2 separate regions of the Homo sapiens genome follow, and region 1 is linked to region 2. A link is an interaction called in ENCODE POLR2A ChIA-PET data of the cell type or tissue named here. Cell type or tissue: PC-3. All regions are shown on one strand. Region 1 overlaps MCM2 (minichromosome maintenance complex component 2). Region 2 overlaps MGLL (monoglyceride lipase).

The links. Peaks named below come from ENCODE experiments on the same cell type or tissue, not always from the same donor. Only the 100,000 strongest peaks of a DNase experiment are listed, where the experiment ranks them.
Region 1: POLR2A ChIA-PET joins it to region 2 with 7 read pairs; 3 of 35 experiments call an interaction of 5 or more read pairs at or near these places.

Annotation. Positions count from the first base shown.
Region 1 is chr3:127,604,611-127,608,610 of GRCh38, forward strand. It overlaps MCM2 (minichromosome maintenance complex component 2), which reads left to right. Exons shown (of 16, transcript NM_004526.4): 3 at 1-173; 4 at 286-546; 5 at 1,508-1,727; 6 at 2,000-2,207; 7 at 3,772-3,906. Among named protein-coding and RNA genes, the nearest start is that of MCM2, 8.2 kb to the left of the region's middle. In PC-3, no CTCF peak of the experiment used is centred here; no DNase peak of the experiment used is centred here; H3K27ac peaks cover 312 bases.
Region 2 is chr3:127,736,546-127,740,545 of GRCh38, forward strand. The region is part of intron 3 of MGLL (monoglyceride lipase); the gene reads right to left. Among named protein-coding and RNA genes, the nearest start is that of ABTB1, 66 kb to the left of the region's middle. RefSeq lists an enhancer at 1,430-1,992. In PC-3, no CTCF peak of the experiment used is centred here; no DNase peak of the experiment used is centred here; H3K27ac peaks cover 1,368 bases.

The DNA of each region.
Region 1 (4,000 bases), 130 kb before region 2:
CTACCGCGCCATCCCAGAGCTGGACGCCTATGAGGCCGAGGGACTGGCTCTGGATGATGAGGACGTAGAGGAGCTGACGGCCAGTCAGAGGGAGGCAGCAGAGCGGGCCATGCGGCAGCGTGACCGGGAGGCTGGCCGGGGCCTGGGCCGCATGCGCCGTGGGCTCCTGTATGGTAGGTCCAGTTGTCTGCCTGCCCGAGGGACTGGGAAGCTGGGAAGGAGTCTGGGAGGGGAGTAGAAGGTGCTGGGGATGACCGCAGTAGCAGGTGTCTCTTGCCTCCCCAGACAGCGATGAGGAGGACGAGGAGCGCCCTGCCCGCAAGCGCCGCCAGGTGGAGCGGGCCACGGAGGACGGCGAGGAGGACGAGGAGATGATCGAGAGCATCGAGAACCTGGAGGATCTCAAAGGCCACTCTGTGCGCGAGTGGGTGAGCATGGCGGGCCCCCGGCTGGAGATCCACCACCGCTTCAAGAACTTCCTGCGCACTCACGTCGACAGCCACGGCCACAACGTCTTCAAGGAGCGCATCAGCGACATGTGCAAAGGTGTGGCTTCCCTACGCCCCCGCCTCAGCCCCTGTAGCGCCTCCCTAAATCCTCCCCAGAAAGTTGTCTGAGCCGAGTGAACACGTGAAGCACAGGGCATATGGCTGAGAGGTCTGTCAGAGAAACCAAAAGTTTTGAGTTTTGCATCAGGGCTCTCCTGCTGGCTATGCAGTGACCACATCTGGGCCACCAAAGCGTTTTTTGACAAGCTTGAAAATGGACAGATTTTATATAAAAATCTGGATTACTACTTTGATCTTTGTAATAGGAATTGACTCTTTTTTTTTTTTTTTTTTTTTTTGAGACGGAGTTTTGTTCTTGTTTCCCAGGCTGGAGTGCAATGGCACGGTCTCGGCTCACTGCAACCTCCGCCTCCTGGGTTCAAGCGTTTCTCATGCCTCAGCCTCCCGAGTAGCTGGAATTACAGGCATGCACCACCATGCCTGACTAATTTTTTTTTTTTAGTAGAGAAGGGGTTTCTCCATGTTGGTCAGACTGGTCTCAAACTCCCGACCTCAGGTGATTTGCCCGCCTTGGCCTCCCAGAGTGTTGAGATAACAGGCGTGAGCCACCGTCCCCAGCCAGGAATTGACTTTTAAAAGGGACATGTAGATCTTGATTCCTGCAATTCCTTCCACTGCTTTTTGTCCTGTGTTTGTCAGTTTCTTCCTGGCTCTTGTAAGGCGTTTCATGTTTGTAGCTGTGTAGGCACTCTGCTCATATTTAATTTAACCCCCCAGCAACTTTGTACACTGTGTGACATGCCCATTTTACGGAGTAGGAAGTTGAAGCTCAGGCTATGTCACAGCTGAAGTGTGGTAGACCTAGAAGTGAAAGCTGGGCTTTCTAGGTCAAAATCAATGGTCGGGGTGGGTAGGCCTTGCTTCTCACACAGGCATTGTTGCAGCCCAGCCCAGGCCTCATGCTTAGTTAACTCTCTTCCCACTGTGCCCCCTTCTAGAGAACCGTGAGAGCCTGGTGGTGAACTATGAGGACTTGGCAGCCAGGGAGCACGTGCTGGCCTACTTCCTGCCTGAGGCACCGGCGGAGCTGCTGCAGATCTTTGATGAGGCTGCCCTGGAGGTGGTACTGGCCATGTACCCCAAGTACGACCGCATCACCAACCACATCCATGTCCGCATCTCCCACCTGCCTCTGGTGGAGGAGCTGCGCTCGCTGAGGTGAGCTGAGGGCAGGTGAGGATGGCAGGTCCGAGCTCAGTGCTGGGTGACTCGGTCGTGATTCCTGAAGAGCGATTGTGGTGTGGGCGGGGAGGGTGCAGCCAGCAGCATCCTCATCGCAGGTGAGTTGTGGTTGCACAGGAGTGTGATGGGAGGGATCTTCCCGGGCTGGGGGCTGGGCCCAATTTCCAGGACAGTGTGTTGGGACACTCTCGTCTGCAGCCTGGCCTCACCCTGGCTCACGGCTTCTGATGCACCCTCTGCCTCCGCAGGCAGCTGCATCTGAACCAGCTGATCCGCACCAGTGGGGTGGTGACCAGCTGCACTGGCGTCCTGCCCCAGCTCAGCATGGTCAAGTACAACTGCAACAAGTGCAATTTCGTCCTGGGTCCTTTCTGCCAGTCCCAGAACCAGGAGGTGAAACCAGGCTCCTGTCCTGAGTGCCAGTCGGCCGGCCCCTTTGAGGTCAACATGGAGGAGGTGAGAGAGGACACAAGGTCTGCTGCCAGCTGTCCTTAGGGGTGCCCAGTATGCAGGACCTGACTGGCCTCTCAGGCTGTGGAAGACCAGTGTGGGCAGCCGCAAGAAGCAAGATAGAATTGTGTGTTGGCCACACCCTGGGGTGGACCCAGTCTGTCTGGCCAGTGGACTTAGCTTGGCCCACACGACGTTTTTAGGAATTCAAGTCAATATTTAAGTCAGGCGATTTGTTTAAACCATACAAGTTTATGGCTCCTCTTGAAACATGAGAAGATCTGGCAAACAGGGCCCACTTCTTGCCAGGTCACTCCTTCAGGATGTGTGCTTACCAGTCTCCATGGTGCCATCACTCACGTGGGGTGGCTGCAGTCCCATCGGGACTTCCCCTCAGCTTGTTTCTGGGACCTGTCTGGCTCACGTGGGGCCCCTGGACCATACCAACCTCCTGCACCATATTCAGGAGACGCTGCCAAAGCCTCTGATGTTAAGGTCTTAGGCACATGTAATGTGCCTTTGTACTTGAGCGTCCCTGTAAATGGGCTCATCGCCATCGCTGTGGTGGCGCCCAGGCCCCTTGACTGCCTTGCTGCTGTGGCTGTTGGCTGTCCTCTTCTCACCGCTCTGCAGTGCAGTTCTGCGAACTGTCCCAGCTGGAGCCACCTTGCCAGAAAATGCCTCAGAGGTTCCACCTGTGGCCACCTACAGCCAAAAGCTGACCCGTCTCGTCTCGGGTGGGGCAGCTGCAGGCCAGATGCCAGCTGAGCCACGTCTTTGCTCACTCTTCCCATGCCCTGTCTGTCTCCCTCAGGCCTTGCTTCTAGGGACCTGAGATAGTACCTGGTAGAGGGTTAACAGTTACAGCTATCATTCATGGAGTAACTTACCAGTGCCAGGTGGTGGGTGGTTTATTACCTGGTCCTTTTTCACAGCTCATGAGGCAGGAACTGTTACTGGCCCCACTTTGCCGAGTGTTTAGAGAACTGGCTGAGGTCACCCAACCAGAATGTGTGTTAGAGGTCCACAGCTCAGGCATCTTGATCTAGAGCATGTGCTTTTAACTGCAGTGCCATGTTGTGAGATAATGGGTACGAAATGACATGGCACAGTGCTGGCCTGTGATACTTGACAGTGACAGCCAAAACTTCCTGTAACTTAACATTTATCAGATGCTGGATTAGGTTGATGTATGTATGACTTGCTTTAATTCTTATTGTGAGGTTGCAGAGAAGGCACAGAGAGAGGAAGTCACTTGCCCAAGATCACACAGCTTAGACACAGAACCCAGGCAGCCTGGTTCCAGCATCGGTACTCAAGACAGCTTAGCTGTAAAGCATAGAGCAGGTGCTGAGTCTGGCCGTCAGAAGGCATCCCAGAGGGATGGTGTGGCAGGAGTGGGGACTGTCAACTGATGTGCTGAGTCGCCATGAACTCATTCCTTGCTGTCTTTGGCTCTCCATTTGCCACTCAGGAGTCGGAATCCTGCCTGTTCTCCCTCCTGTTCGGGGGTCAAGGTTAGGTGACATAGTAAGTCAGTGATTTGAGGCCTTCTGTGTGTCCCTCGCAGACCATCTATCAGAACTACCAGCGTATCCGAATCCAGGAGAGTCCAGGCAAAGTGGCGGCTGGCCGGCTGCCCCGCTCCAAGGACGCCATTCTCCTCGCAGATCTGGTGGACAGCTGCAAGCCAGGAGACGAGATAGTAAGTGGCCGGGGCAGGCTGGGAGGGAGCCAAGTTGCAGAGGGAACTGGCAGAAGCAGTTGTGGCTGGGCCGGTGGCGGTGTCTATGGTCGCA
Region 2 (4,000 bases):
ATGAATAAGCACTATTCCAAATTTGAATTCAGCTAAGATGTAATGAAGGCAAAGAGAAAAGAGCCTCATTTGTTAAGCACTTGCGGTATGCCTGGCCCCATGCCAGGCCATCAGGCCTGCTACTCCTCTTGTTTGTTTATTTATTTATTTGTGTATTTTTATTTTTTGAGACAGGGTCTCACTCTGTCACCCAGGCTGGAGTGCAGTGGTGCAATCTCGGCTCACTGCAGCCTCGACCTCCTGGGCTCCAATGATCCTCCTGCCTCAGCTTCCCGAGTAACTGGGACCACAAGCGCATGTCACCACGCCTGGCTAATTTTTGTATTTTTTGTAGAGACAGGGTTTCACCTTGTTGGCCAGGCTGGTCTAGAACTCCTGACCTCAAATGATCCACCTGCCTCGGCCTCCCAAAGTGCAGGGATTACAGGCATGAGCCACTGCGCCCGGCCCTCCTCTTGTTTAATAATAACCCAAGCTGGGAGGGAAGAGTCACCATCTACCAGTTGGAAGATGAGGAGGCTAAGGCCAGTAGCACTGTATCCTGGAGGTGGCCAGTAATTACAAATGACCTGGGCAGATGTTCCAGTGAGGAGAATACAGGGCCACTTTGGTCTGTAGCCTCAATTTTCATAATGACCCTTATCATAGCAGTGAGCATTTATTGAGTGCTTCCTGTGTGCCCTGCTCTGTGCTAGCCACCATCCATTCCCTCCCTCACTAATCCTCACAGCACCCTCTGATGTGTGACTGTAGTAAGGTGGAGGTCACCTCTGTGTGACCTTGGGCAGTGACTTCACTTCCTGAAGGCTCAGCCTCGTCACCTGCAATAAGGGGCACTCACAAGCCCACGTCAGAAGGTGCTGTGAGAATTAGTGAGGGAGGGAATGGATGATGGCTAGCACAGAGCGGGGCACACAGGAAGCACTCAATAAATGCCCACTGCCATGATAAGGGTCATTATGAAAATTGAGGCTGCAGACCAAAGCGGCCCTGTATTCTCCGCACTGGAACATCTGCCCGGGTCATTTGCAATTCCAGGACATCACTGGCCACCTCCAGGACACAGTGAAATCATCAACTGCTTCTTTTTTTTTTTTTTTTTTTTTTTTTTTTTGTGAGACAGGGTTTTGCTCTTCTTGCCCAGGCTGGAGTGCAATGGCGCAATCTTGGCTCACTGCAACCTCCACCTCCCGGGTTGAAGCAACTCTCCTGCCTCAGCCTCCCAAGTAGCTGGGATTACAGGCATGCACCACCACACCTGGCTAATTTTTTGTATTTAGTAGAGATGGGGTTTCACCATGTTGGTCAGGCTAGTCTCGAACTTCTGACCGCAGGTGATCCCCTGCCCTAGTCTGGATTATAGGCATGAGCCACCGCCCATCAACTCCTTCTTAAAACGGGCATTAATTATGCATTCACATATGGCACATGGTAATATTATCTAAGTAAGAATAACGTAAGAAGTGCTCGTGTGGCTAGGCGCAGTGGCTCAGACCTGTAATCCCAGCACTTTGGGAGGCCAAGGTGGGCAGATGGCTTAAACCAGGAGTTTGAGACCAGCCTGGACAACATGGTGAAACCCCACCTGTACAAAAAATACAAAAAATTAGCCAGGTGTGGTGGCACATGCCTGTAGTTCCAGCTATTCGGGAAGCTGAGGCAGGAGGATCGCTTGAGCCCGGGAAGTTGAGGCTGCAGGGAGCCGTGATTTCACCACTGCACTCCAGCCTGGGTGACAGAGTGAGATTCTGTCTCTTTAAAAAAAAAAAAAAAATGTGTTCTTGGTTCCTGGAAGCAGGAAATGGTAACCTAGATCTTTCTTGTTGATTCCTCCAGCAAACACAGGAGCAAGCCACGCCTTGGGAGGCCTTGTTTCTGGAATCACAATTCTACCTCCCAAGGAGCTGCTGGTGGAAGGGTGGAGGCTGGTCAGGCTTCTGGTGTTCAGCACCCACTCAGCCCTGGGTTGCTCACAACCATGGACAGGCAGAAGGAGGTCCTGGGCAGGAGCCATCTGCCAGGCTGGAGCACCCTGCAGCCTGGGTCCCACTCCTTGGGCCTGCCTGCAGAGAGGTTAGAAAGGGATTATCTGGCCCTCTCCATCTGGGCACACTGCTCAGCTTCCAGCATGGGGGAGAAGGCCAGTCCAGCCCCTGTAGGAGTGAGCACTCCTGAGTACCAAGCGGCAGGGTGGTGTGAGGGGCTTCTGCAGCAGGGCACAGAGTCCCTGGATGCCAACTGACAGTGTGACTGTATAAAGAAGCGGTCCCAATCTGCACCAGCCGCACAGGCCAGCTATGCTTACATTTACATCAGTTAAAATGAAAAAGCAGAAAAACTCAGTTCTGTAGTCTTACCAATGCCCTACGGCCACACGCAACCAGTGGCTTCCACGCAGGATGGGCAGAGGTAGAACATGTCCACCATCGCAGAAATTTCTAGTAGGCAGCATTGAAGATGCCTTCAATTCAGGAGGCACCAGGTGGAATGAAGGAAATGCCTGTGTCCATTTGCCTGCATCTTAAATGATACACACTGCATCTCTGCTCTGATTGCAAAAGTAAAACATGTTCAAGGGAGCTATCTGGGAAAAATCCCGAAAAGCCTCAAGTGGCCGCTGAGTGCAAAGACCCCAGAATGAGACTTCTTCAGATCAAATCCGGATCCACCACAGGGAGGCCTCTTGTGGGGGGTTCAACTTCTTTGAGGCTCAGTCACCTCCTTTGCAAATTGAGGGTAGTGAAAGTCCCCACCTCTCTGGCTTGTTAGTGAGTTTAACTGAGATAATTGCTATAAAGTGCTTAGAGCAGTAAGACACAGAGTAAGTGGGCAGTAAATATTGGTTGTAGAAATAAGAACTAAAAGTCAAACCACTCCTGCCAACCAGAAATAATTAAGTATTATTAGTTTGGTCTCCTTTCAATAACTTGCCAACGTGAACTGTATGAACTGGCCTGGGAAGACCTCCAAGAGCCACTGTGGATAGAAAAAGCTTAAATTGCTGAATGACGCCTACGTAGCTCACCACTGATGCTTTTAAAAACCCACAAAATACTACTGTTTCCTTTGGCTCATACGTGATATCAAAGCAGAGAGAAAGCTCTGGAAGATTATACTGCAAACCGGCCATGCTGGTGACCTTATGGAGGGCTTTGGGATGGAGCAGCAGGCCTGAGATTTCATTCATGGAACTCTTACATGGACAACTGGATGCCACGCAGGGGTGTGGACCAGTGGTACTGTGCTGCTTCTTTGAGGCTTTGGGGGTTCCTGGAGATGCTTTCTACCATCCTCCAAGTGTGCATGCAGCCAGCCCCCAGTGCACCTTTGCTAAGCACTTGCTGTATGCTGGCCAGTGTCTAGGTGAAGCACGTATAGAGACTCATAAAATGCAGGTGTGGGCCTGGGGCCAGACACACACACAGCGAGTCCCCTTGCCTGTGTGGGAGCCCGCTCAGAGGCCTGCGGGCCAGCAGGCAGCTCTGAGTGGGGAAGCCCTGGCCTCAGCAGGTCCAGGCCGCACAGGAATGTGGGTCCAGCGTGGCCCAGTCTTCCAAATGTTCAAGATAAGCTAGAAATCCAGTTTTAAGGTCAAGTCTCCTAGTTCTCTTTTTAAAAACTTGTGGTAAATGTGCATAACCTAAATTGACCGCCTTCACTGTCCGAAGTCACCACTTGTGGCATGAAGCTCGTTCACACAGACATGCAGCTACCAGCACCATCCAGCTTCGAACCCTGCCATCCTCCCCAGCTGAAACGCGGTCCTTGTTCAGCAACTCTGTCTTCCCTGCCCCCACCCCCTGGCAACCACCACTGACTTTTTGTCTTCATGAGTTTGACTGCTCTAGGACTTCATGTAGGTGGAATCATAGAGTATCTGTCCATATCAGTTCCAGTTTTAAAAAGTCTGAGTGGACTTCGCAAAAACCCCTCTGAGGACTGCCGGGACCCAGGTCGCCGTTTGCTGGCCTCACCCTCCAGCTTAGAGAATTCAAGAGAA